Regions from separate parts of the Homo sapiens genome. Here region 2 is linked to region 1. The links are chromatin contacts, found by Hi-C or POLR2A ChIA-PET in ENCODE. All regions are on one chromosome and are shown on one strand. Each heading gives the region's core, a stretch centred on a gene start or an enhancer-like site at or near the end of the contact. The rest is flanking DNA. Distances are from core to core; before and after follow the strand shown. Region 1 overlaps PLEKHM2 (pleckstrin homology and RUN domain containing M2). Region 2 holds the start of TMEM82 (transmembrane protein 82).

Region 1 (5,272 bases), core at 1,533-4,032:
AGGAGAATCATTTGAACCTGGGAGGCAGAGGTTGCAGTGAGCCGAGATCGTGCCACTGCACTCCAGCCTGGGCAACAAGAGCAAAACTCCAACTCAAAAAATAATAATAAAAACAAACAAACAAATAAGGAGCCAAGAAGATCTCCCTGAGGAAATGGCTATTGTGGCATCCGGGGGGAAAGTATTCCGGTTAGAGGAACAGCAGGGGCAACAGTGAGGAGCCTGGTGTGGCTGGAGCTCAGGGAGTGAGGGGTGAGCAGCATGAGATGAGGTCAAGAAGGCAGCTGAGGGCCGGATCATGCACAGCCACACAGGCCGTGCGAGGGGCTTTGCGTTTCATTACCAGTTTGATGGGAAGCTGTTGGCAGGTGAGAACAGGAAAGTACATAACTCGATGTCACTATTACAAAGCTGCTATAGCTTCTTGCTTGTTTTTTGAGACAGGGTCTTGCTCTGTCACCCAGGCTGGAGTGCAATGGCGCGATCTTGGCTCACTGCAGCCTCTGCCTCAATCGATCCTCCCACTTCAACCTCCCGAGTAGCTGGGACTGCAGGTGTGCGACACCACAGCAGGCTAGTTTTTCTGTTTTGTAGAGATGGGGTCTCATCATGTTGCCCAGATTGGTCTTGAACTCCTGGGTCAAGCAATCCACCCACCTCGGCCTCCCAAAGTGCTGGGATTACAGGCGTGAGCCACCAGATCCGGCCTTGCCATAGTTTCTGTATGGTGAGTAGACAGACTGTGAAAGGCCAGGGTGGAGGCAGAGGCTGGTTAGGAGGCTAGCAGCCCCGACAATGGGAAAATGGGGGCTGGGAGCTGGCTACAGTGTAGAGGACAGGAGAAGGGGTCAGATGCAGGGTCTGAAGGCAGAGCCGCAGAGATTTAGCGATGGATTAAATGTGGGGCATGAGGGAAAAGGAGGAGCCAGCAACAGTTCTGAGGTATGGTCTGAGCAGGTGGACGGCAGCCGTTTCTGGATCAGGTGGAGTTCAGCTCTGGCATAAGTTCAGAACACCTATCCGACATCTATGTGGAGGCCGGGCACAGTGGCTCACGCCTATAATCCCAGCGCTTTGGGAGGCCGAGGTGAGTGGATCGTCTGAGCTCAGGAGTTGGAGACAAGCCTGGGCAACATGGCAAAACCCTACCTCAGCAAAAATACAAAAAATTAGTCGGACATGATGGCACGATACACTTGTAGTCCCAGCTACTCAGGAGGCTGAAGTAGGAGAATCGCTTGAGTCTGGGAGGTAGAGGTTGCAGTGAGCCAAGATTGCACCACTGCACTCCAACTAGGTGATAGAGTGAGACCCCATCTCAAAAAAAAAAAAAAAAAAAAAAAAAAAGATATCTACGTGGAGACATCAAGGACACAGCTGTGGAAATGGATCTGAGGTTCAGGGGCAGGGGGGGTGCCGCCAGCCACTGAAAGCCGTGAGTGTGCAGCAGGAGGAGCGTCTGAGTACTGAGCCGCCAGGGCTGCGTTAGACCAGGGGTCCTCACCCACGCAGCCCAACAATGCCCGGGCCCCTTTCCAGACCAATGACATCAGAAACTCTGGAGTCAGGGCACAAGAAGCAGCACTGTAACACTCCAGGTAATCCTGATGCCTGGCCCGGGCTGAGGATCACTGTCTTAGACCACGAAGGCACAGCCAGCGAGGTGGGCAGAAAACGTGGGCAGTATGTGCTCCAGAAGCCCAGTGAGGAAAGTTTCCCAAGGGCAGGTGTGGTCAGTCGCCAGGGTCATGGCAGCAGGGGCCTAAAAGGGAGGTGCTGGGACCATGAGGAAAGCACATGGGCGCAGGGGCGGGGGCAGCAGCCTGATGGGCACTCATCACGGAGGGCAGGAGCTTGTGTGGATCCCGCATCAGCAAATGAGGCATTTAAACATGACAGTGATGAGGCAGCTGGAACTTGAAACAGCAAATATTTGATGATATTGAGGAAAAGTTATTGTGAATTTTTTGTAATATTGGGTCATGTGAGAAAAGAATCCTCATTTTTTAACAATACGTACTGAAATATTTATGGATGTCTGGAAATCTGTTTCAAAATAATAGAGGGCTGGTGGTATAGACTGTCCGGTGATGATACGAGCTGAACATGGGGCTTCGGTATGCCATTCTGCCTATTTTGGGTCAGAAGAGGGGGTGAGGGAAGTGGAAGAACAGAGAGGAAGAGGAAGAAAGGAAGGGAGGAAGGGAGGGAGGGAGGGACGGAGGGAGTGGAGGAAGAGACAGTAAATACAGAAAATCCCTTTGACCGGTTTTGCCAAAAGAGTGGCAGGAAAAACAGGGTAGAGTAAAGAAATAAAGTCCTTGCCCAGGAAAGACAGGATGGGACCCCTCTGGCCACAAAGGAGAGTCCACAAGCAGGTGGGCCAGTATGCTCCATGGTGGGAGGATGAAAAAGTTGTCATCAGAAGAAAATTCAAAAGTAAGCAAGGTCAGCTGAGAATGAAGAGAGAGATTCAGATTTAAGGTAAATTTTTAAACATGGTGGTTCCCTAAGGTCCACGGACTCTGAGGCCTCTGTCTCAAAGGCATGTTCCCAGACCACGCTCTAGACCTGCTCAGCTGCTCTCCTGTCCCTGCTGCTGATTTTTCGGTTGTGCTCAGGCACCAGGGCCGGGAAAAGCTAGCTCAGCTCATCCCAGACTCTCCCAAAGCCAGGAGCACAGGGCTCCCAGGCGCTCTGGGAAGGCTGGGCGTCACAAGACTGCTTCGGGGAAGTGTGGGTGGTACACTCCAACAAGCCAAGAAATGCCTGACTCAGAGAATTTTAATCAGGGTGAGTCCCACTCTCTGCTCTGAGCTGCCACAGCCCGGCCTTCTCTGTCCCGTCTCTCTCTGATCTTCATACACCCACAAAACAATTTCTAGTACTATGGTTGATACGAAGAAATCCTTCCAGATTGGTCTCTAATAATTAACTCAAAGGTGGCTGTGAAAGACGATAAACAGCCAAATGAACATAAGACAGTTCCAAGTGACGTCCTTCCTTTCTCCCTCGTCAGACAAGGTCAAAAAGAGGCTGCAACCCTGCCCAGCCCAAAAGAGGGGCGATCTGGATTCTAACTCTGCTGTCAACTCGCAAGTTATACTAGGGGAGCAGGGGTCACACTTCCCTATTTACAGAGCAGGATAAAAACGCCTGCTCCAACAACAGGAGAGGCTGGACAGATGGCTGTAAGCGTGCCTGTTTAACTGCCTGGCCACTGTGGGGCTCCACCGCTGTGCCTGCCCCATCCCTGCTCAGCCACCGCAGACACAGACCTAAGGATACCTAAGAAACCTTGCCCGGCCCGGCCTGGCCTGGCAGGTTCGACTCTCCTGTGATGCCCAGGGAGAAGGCCGCCAGGTAACAGCAGCCTCCCTGTGGGCTCCATGGAGACCAAACGTTATTTACACAAGAGTGTTTGGAAGAGCCTCAGCAGGACAGGTCTAGGAGGTGGAAATCCAAAAACAGAATAGACCCCACCTGAGGGCTGGGCGCTGTGGCTCACGCCTGTAATTCCAGCACTTTGGGAGGCTGAGTCAGCGGGAGTATTGCTTGAAGCCAGAAGTTTGAGACCAGCTGGGCAATATAGCAAGACCCTGTTTCTAGCAACTTTTTTTTTTTTTAAAGTTAGCTGGGCGTGGTGGTGCATACCTATAGTCCCAGTTACTCGGAAGGCTAAGGCAGGAGGATTGCTTGAGCCCAGGAGCTGGAGGCTGCAATGTGCCATGATCACACCTCTGTACTCCAGCCTGGGCAACAGAGTGAGACCCTGCCTCGAAAAAAAAAAAAAAAAAAAAGGCTGGGCACGGTGGCTTATGCCTGTAATCCCAGCACTTTGGGAGGTCAAGGTGGAGAGATCACTTGAGGTCAGGAGTTCGAGACCAGCCTAACCAATATGATGAAACCCCATCTCTACTAAAAATACAAAAATTAGCTGGGCGTGGTGGTGCACATGCCTGTAATCCCAGCTACTTGGGAGGCTGAGGCAAAAGAATTGCTTGAACCTGGGAGGCGGAGGTTACAGTGAGCTGAGATTGTGCCACTGCACTCCAGTCTGGGCAACAGAGCAAGGCTACATCTCAAAAAAAGAAAAAAAAAACCCACCTGAAGAATGGGTGGATTACCACCCACCTCACCTCCAATCACCTCTTTAAGGATTACATCCACGATGGCCACAGCTAAATAAGCTCATCTCAACCTCCGAGCCAGACTGCACTGCAGGGGCCCTCTTGGTCCACTGAGTCCTGGAGGCTGCCCCTCACATGGCGATGCTGTAGGTACAAGGTGGGTGAGGACGCGTCCCATGGAAAGTGACATGCCACTGCCCACCTTGCGTCTGGGAATTCTACTCACAGCATGGTCACTGGTTGGGCAAACTGCCCCTCTGGTCTCACAGACATTCCTCCCTTACAAGGCAGATCCCCAGGGGAAAGGTGGAGCTCAAGCTACCTGCTGTCATTTACCTTTGGGCGACCCGTCCGTATCAGTGACAGCTGGAGAAGGGCCATGTGGTTGCAACTACTGAATGTCCCTTCAGGGAGGCCACCATAACGACTACCCCCCCGAGCTTGCATCAGCAGTTTGCTGCAGCTTCAGGCGCAGCCTCTTGTGAATGTAAGGGAAGGGCCAGTGCTCGACATCCATCCCCTCAGAAAGACACAGGGAGCAGAAAATAAACAAACAAGTGAGGCAGGCAGGCTGGGGTCTTTTTTCTTTTCTTTTTTGAGAGGGATTCTCGCTGTGTTCCCCAGGCTGGAGTGCAGTGGCGCAATCTCGGCTCACTGCAAGCTCCGCCTCCCGGGTTCACACCATTCTCCTGCCTCAGCCTCCCAAGCAGCTGGGACTACAGGCGCCCGCCACCACGTCCAGCTAATTTTTTTTGTATTTTTAGTAGAGACTGGGTTTCACCGTGTTAGCCAGGATGGTCACGATCTCCTGACCTCGTGATCCACCTGTCTTGGCCTCCCAAAGTGCTGGGATTACAGGCGTGAGCCACCGTGCCCGGCCAGCTGGGGTATTTTAAGTCTTAGCCAAGCTTCCTAAGACTAATAATACCTTTTTTTTTTCTTTTTTCTTTTTTTGAGATGGAGTTGTGCTCTTGTTGCCCAGGCTGGAATGCAATGGCACGATCTTGGCTCACTGCAACCTCCGCCTCCCAGGTTCAGCCGATTCTCCTGCCTCAGCCTCTCGAGTAGTTGGGATTACAGGCACCTGCCACCATGCCCAGCTAATTTTTTGTATTTTTAGTAGAGATGGGGTTTCACCATAT
Region 2 (5,286 bases), core at 166-2,665, 39 kb before region 1:
CGCTCACTGCAACCTCCGCCTCCTGGGTTCAAGCAATTCTCCTGCCTCAGCCTCCCAAGAAGCTGGGATTACAGGCACCCGCCACCATGCCCAGCTAATTTTTTTGTTTGTTTGTTTTTGTTTTTAGAGATGGGGTTTCTCCATGTTGGCCAGGCTGGTCTCGAAATCCTAACCTCAGGTGATCCGCCTGCCTCGGCCTCCCAAAGTGCTGGGATTACAGGCGTGAGCCACCACGCCCAGCCTTCAATCATGTCTTAGTACTTGGGGCCCATCTGTTAGCTGAAGGGTGGTGGTTCAGAGTCTCAGAGACCTGGGTCCAAAGCCTGACTCTATCTGTTGACCATAGACAAGCCACATACTCTCTGAGCCTTAGTTTCCCCATCTGTGAAATGGGGAATCAGAGCAAACCTTTACCCCTGTGGCTGTGAGGATTACGTGATGCACACGGTGCACTCGGCGCAGGGCCTGGCATTTGGGGGGCCGGATCTACAGAAACTGTCGCTCTTGTCTTCTTGGGACTGGGACTGTGTCCACTGTGAGTGTGGCCGCTTCCGCAACCAAACCCAAAGGTGCAACCTGCAGCCTCTGTTCTCAGTCTTACGGAAAATACGGCGAAGAGGCTGGGATGCTGGACCTGGGCCCTGCTGCCCACATTCCGGGGGTGAGCCCGGGCCCTGGGCTGGGGAGTGATCCACCCACTGCCTTCCCGGAGGCCTCACCTTGCCCAGGGACAGCAGCGTGGACACGGCCCGGAGGGAGAACTCGAGCACCACGAGGGCAGCCACCCGGGACCCCACGACCGTCAGAAACAGGGCCAGCCCTGCCAGGTGCACCGTTTCCAGGGAGGCCCACTGGGCCCGAAGCCGCTCCTTTTCGGGTCGCCGCTGCGGGTCACTTTGGGGACAGAATGGGTGTGGGCAGGGGTGCAGAACTGCCACCTTCGACCCCTGGTGGGGGTCCCCGTGCCCCCAGCCACATTCCCTGGGGGGATGAGGTGGGCACTCACTTGGCACAGCCCACGAAGAAGTAAACTTTCAGGAGGCTGTTCAGGACCAAGACTCCAAGGGCCCCGATCAGGCCTGAGGGGGCGGGAGGGAGGCAGCGAGGCAGCGTGCAGGGGTGTTAGGAGGGCAGGCTTCATTGGTAGGGTCAGAGGGGGCGGCCAAGGGGCAGGGGTGTCGGGAGACCAGGTGGGTGGGGTCCACCCTGCACTGCAAAGAGCTGGAAGGGGGCGGGGCCAAGGCAGGAATGGGGCGAGGTGCTCACCTTGCAGGAGGGAGTCAAGGAGGCTAGAGCCCCACTCGAGGGAGGGGAGGCCGGGGAGCCAGGAGGGGAGGGATGGAAGAGAGAACATGGCAGCCCCGGAAGGAGCCCCAGCCTCCGGCCAGGTCTGCGTAAGGACAGACCAACGTCACTGGGCAAAGGTGTCGGTGGAGGGAAGGAGAGAGGCTGGGAGGGGTCAAAGGCCCAGGGGAGGGGAGGGGAGGAGAGCCAGGGGTGTTAACCCTTCGAGGCCCAGAAGGGCAAGGTCCCAGCTCCAGGCACACGGGGTGCCTGGAGCCAGCTGCTGCCCGGGCTCCCCATTTGGGCAGTGTGGGGTGAAGGGACAGGTGTCTCTGGGCTGGTCTCTGGTCTCTGTCCCTGCTAAAGTCTGGCATCCACTTTACTTGAAATCTTCCTTGAGGGAGGACAGGCGCAGTGGCTTACACTTGTAATCCCAGCACTTTGGGAGGCCAAGGTGGGCAGATCACAAGGTCAGGAGTTCGAGACCAGCCTGACCAATATGGTAAAACTCTGTCTCTACTAAAAATACAAAAAATTAGCCGGGCGTGGTGGCAGGCACCTGTAATCCCAGCTACTCGGGAGGCTGAGGCAGGAGAATGGCTTGAACCCAGGAGGCGGAGGTTGCAGTGAGCTGAGATCACACCATTGCACTCCAGCCTGGGCAACAGAGCAACACTCTGTCTAAAAAAAAAAAAAAAAAAAAAAAATAGCAATCTTCCTTGAGGGCTTGAACCACCCAATGCCCCTTCGAAGTCCCAGGCTCCATCTGTCCTGCCCCGCCTTAGGTGTGGGTCCTGTCCTCTTGCAGCCTGAAGTGTGGGCTCTGACCCTTCAGCCCAGGGTCTGAGAGTAGGGACTCTATCCCCCCATAGCCAGAGATCAGCTGTGCCCTCTCAGCCTGAGGTCTGGGGCTCTCTTCCCCCACAGCCAGGAGGTCAGCTCTGCCTGCTTTTTGTAAGGTCTGGTTCCAGCTTCCCAAAGCCTCCGGCTCTGACTCGGTGTGGAATCTCCTGCAGCCCGAGCCTGCCTGAGCCTTCTCCTCCCACAGGCCGGGGCCGCCCTTCCTGATGCTCCTCCCTGGGTCCACTAGGTGGCAGGCCTCACCTGGGTCCAGCAGGGCGGAGCTGAACAGGTGGACCACGGCTCCCATCCTGCTTTCACAAACAGAAAGGGCAGAGGGAGCAGAAGGTGGGGGTCAGGGATGGGGGAGACTGAGATTCACCACAGAGGAGGGTCGTTGAAGTAAACAAAATATAAAACTTTATTGGTTTGGAGTGTGCAGTAGCAGGTGTTCCTGGGAGCGGCCCTTACAGACTTGGGGTGTGGCTGGGAGGGCAGGTGGGGCTGCTCGGCAGCAGTCCTGCCCCTGCCAGGGAGTTGGCATCCATCTCTGCAGTGTGAAGGTCGGTGCGGCGCTGAGAGCACACCCACGGGGAATGGTGCTCAGTCTAGAGAAAGGCCCAGGGTCTGCTGCTGGCCCTGCCACGTCGCTTCCCTTTCCCGGGCCTCAGTCCCGGGAACAATGGGCACCTGGACTGAACAATGGGCACCCGGAGCTTCTTTCAGGCTTGTCAGGATATGTGCAAATGCCCACAGGGCGGGCAGCTGGGAGGCCCTCCGTGAGAGCCCTTAGATGATGTTGGCTGAGGCCAGGCGCGGTGGCTCACGCCTGTAATCCCAGCATTTTGGGAGGCCGAGGCGGGCGGCAAGGTCAGGCATTCAAGACCAGCCTGGCCAACACAGCGAAAGCCTGTCTCTACTAAAAATACAAAATTAGCTGGGCATGGTGGCGCACACCTATAGTCCCAGCAACTCGGGAGGCTGAGGCAGGAGAATCACTTGAACCTGGGAGGTGGAGGTTGTGGTGAGCCGAGATTGCACCACCGCACTCCAGCCTGGGCAACAAAGCGAGACTCCATCTCAAAAAAAAAGATGATGTTGGCTGAACTGCGGCCCCTGCAGAAGTGCATGTTGAAGTCCTACCCCCTAGTAGCTCAGGATGTGACTGTATATGGAGATAGGCTCTTGACAGAGATAATTAAGTTAAAATTGGGCCAAGTGAGGTGGCTCATGCCTGTAATCCCAGCACTTTGGGAGGCCAAGGCCAGTGGATCACTTGAGGTCAGGAGTTCGAGACCAGTCTGGCCAACATGGCAAAACCCCATCTCTACTAAAGATACAAAAATTGGCCGGGTGTGGTGGCACACACCTGTAATCCCAGCTACTCAGGAGGCTGGGGCAGGAGAATTGCTTGAACCTAGGAGGCCAAGGTTGCAGTGAACCGAGATCGTGCCACTGCACTCCAGCTTGGGTGGCAGAGTGAGACTTCATCTCAAAAAAAAAAAAAAAAATTAAAGTGGGGTCATGAGGGTGGGCCCTAAGCCAACATGATTTGTGTCCTTATAAGAGGAGGAGATCAGGACCCAGACGCACATCGAGGGACCACCATGTGCAGACACAGAGAGAAAGCAGCATCTGCAAGCCATGGACAGAGGCCTCAGAAGAAACCAGCCCACTGACACCTTGGTCTCCAGCATCCAGCCTCCAGAACTGTGAGAAAATACATTTCTATTGTCTAAGTCGCCCAGTCTGTGGTTCTTTGCTACAGCTTCTCCAGCAAATAAGGCAGGTGACGACGCCACAGCCTCCTGGTGCACCTCAGCCTTTGCCATGGTACAGTGACCCCTATGGGCAGTCCGGGCCCATGGGCCTGTCACAGTCACGCACTTGTCAAGCGCATAGGTCTAGGGTGAGCAGGGCTAAGCTCCAGTCCTGGCTCTGCCACTTCAAAATTGTGTGGCTGTGGTCAAAGCCCACCACTCTAGGCCTTGGCTTTCTAATGGTAAAAGAAGTAAAAGTGCCTGCCTCGTGCTGCTGTCTGAGGCCTAAGTGAGCCGATGTATGTAAGTTACTGGGCCTATGCCATGTGCACGCCCGCAGCAGTTGCTATAACTGAGCAAGGCTCTGGGATGTGGTGACCCAGTACGCAGTACAGAGAAGGAAGAGAACTGTCTGGAAGACAGAATGGGTGGTAACTTGAAGTGGATGCTCTGGACCTGGGTGGGCCAAGGGGCTGGATGGACCAGAGCTGTCCACACTCTCCCGGGACCTCTGGCAGGGCCTGGGCCCATGGCCCGCCCCGGGACAGCCAGTTGTCCTGGAGCAGGCTCTCACTTCCGGCCAAGTGCCGGCCGTGTCAGGACGTGGGGGTGAGGGCCGTCGTCTAGGTGCCCTTGTGCTGGGCCCGCCCAGCCAGTTTCCGAAGCTCGTCCCAGAAGAGCATGCTGAGGATGGTGTGGGGGCCCAGGCGCAGGTAGGCGGGGCCCAGGCCCTTGTAGAGTGCCAGGGGGCCCTCCTGCCGCCAGATCTTCACCATGCAGTCGGTGAGGCCCCCATAGAGCTGGCCCTGGGGAAAGACATGGGGTGAGTGTTACTACAGGGGCCTTGAGGCCCTGGCTGGCACCACATCTTGGCACACGGGTCAATTTCACCCCCACACACCCTATGGACAGCACCTTTGTATTGGACACACCTGTGAGGCTGCGGCGCCATGGGAAGGCTGTGGGGTCAGGCCTGAATTCCAGTTCTGGCTCCTCCCCTTACCAGCTGGGGGAACTCATGCAAGTCAGTTGATCTGTCTGAGCCTCAGCTTCCTCATCAGGAAGATGAATGTGATTATAAGGATGGAATAAAATCCAGATGTGAAAGTGCTTAGCCTGTGCCTGGGACCCGGGGGCTCAGCAAACAAGCCCAGTTAATGTGTTTGCATACCTGGCCTGTGTCTGCGTGTCTCTGGCTGTGCATGTGTGAGTGTGAGTGTGTGAGAGTGTGTGTGTGTGTGTGTGTGTTGGGGGGGTGCTCCCAGCTCCCCACGGTCTCCCCTAGACCCGCCCCTGCTCACCCTGCCAGCTGTGTCCACCGGCTGATTGTATAGCCGCGTGCTGACCACATCGAAGGGAGTCATGACGACAACCACGGCTATGCTGCTGATCATGCCCCCAG

Evidence for each region. Hi-C counts contacts between places; a loop is a spot of excess contacts on that map. ChIA-PET counts read pairs that join two places held with the same protein, here RNA polymerase II (POLR2A). Pooled maps may share reads with other maps.
Region 2: a loop to region 1 is called in a map of heart left ventricle, with 1.9 times the contacts of the local background. The contact joins the promoter of TMEM82 here to the enhancer-like site in region 1. A Hi-C loop is called at or near these places in 4 of 168 maps with a recorded cell type or tissue (ascending aorta, heart left ventricle, posterior vena cava and 1 more), 4 of 37 single-sample maps with no recorded cell type and 13 of 50 pooled maps. POLR2A ChIA-PET finds 5 or more read pairs at or near these places in 13 of 52 experiments (B cell, BJ, Caco-2 and 9 more).

What each region holds. Positions count from the first base shown.
Region 1 is chr1:15,701,246-15,706,517 of GRCh38, reverse strand. The region is part of intron 1 of PLEKHM2 (pleckstrin homology and RUN domain containing M2); the gene reads right to left. Among named protein-coding and RNA genes, the nearest start is that of PLEKHM2, 20 kb to the right of the region's middle. Within about 2 kb of position 2,782, at least 26 of the 41 ENCODE cell types and tissues checked have a DNase peak (open chromatin) inside an H3K27ac peak, as active enhancers do; they include ascending aorta and heart left ventricle, where a contact is called at or near this core.
Region 2 is chr1:15,738,628-15,743,913 of GRCh38, reverse strand. TMEM82 (transmembrane protein 82) reads right to left here and starts at 1,415. Exons shown (of 6, transcript NM_001013641.3): 1 at 1,267-1,415; 2 at 1,007-1,079; 3 at 720-894. The coding sequence starts at 1,354. SLC25A34 (solute carrier family 25 member 34) reads right to left here. Exons shown (of 5, transcript NM_207348.3): 4 at 5,186-5,286; 5 at 2,522-4,690. The coding sequence ends at 4,508. It overlaps SLC25A34-AS1 (SLC25A34 and TMEM82 antisense RNA 1), which reads left to right. Exons shown (of 2, transcript NR_149050.1): 2 at 3,692-3,863. RefSeq lists enhancers at 1-93, 1,054-1,834, 2,236-2,305.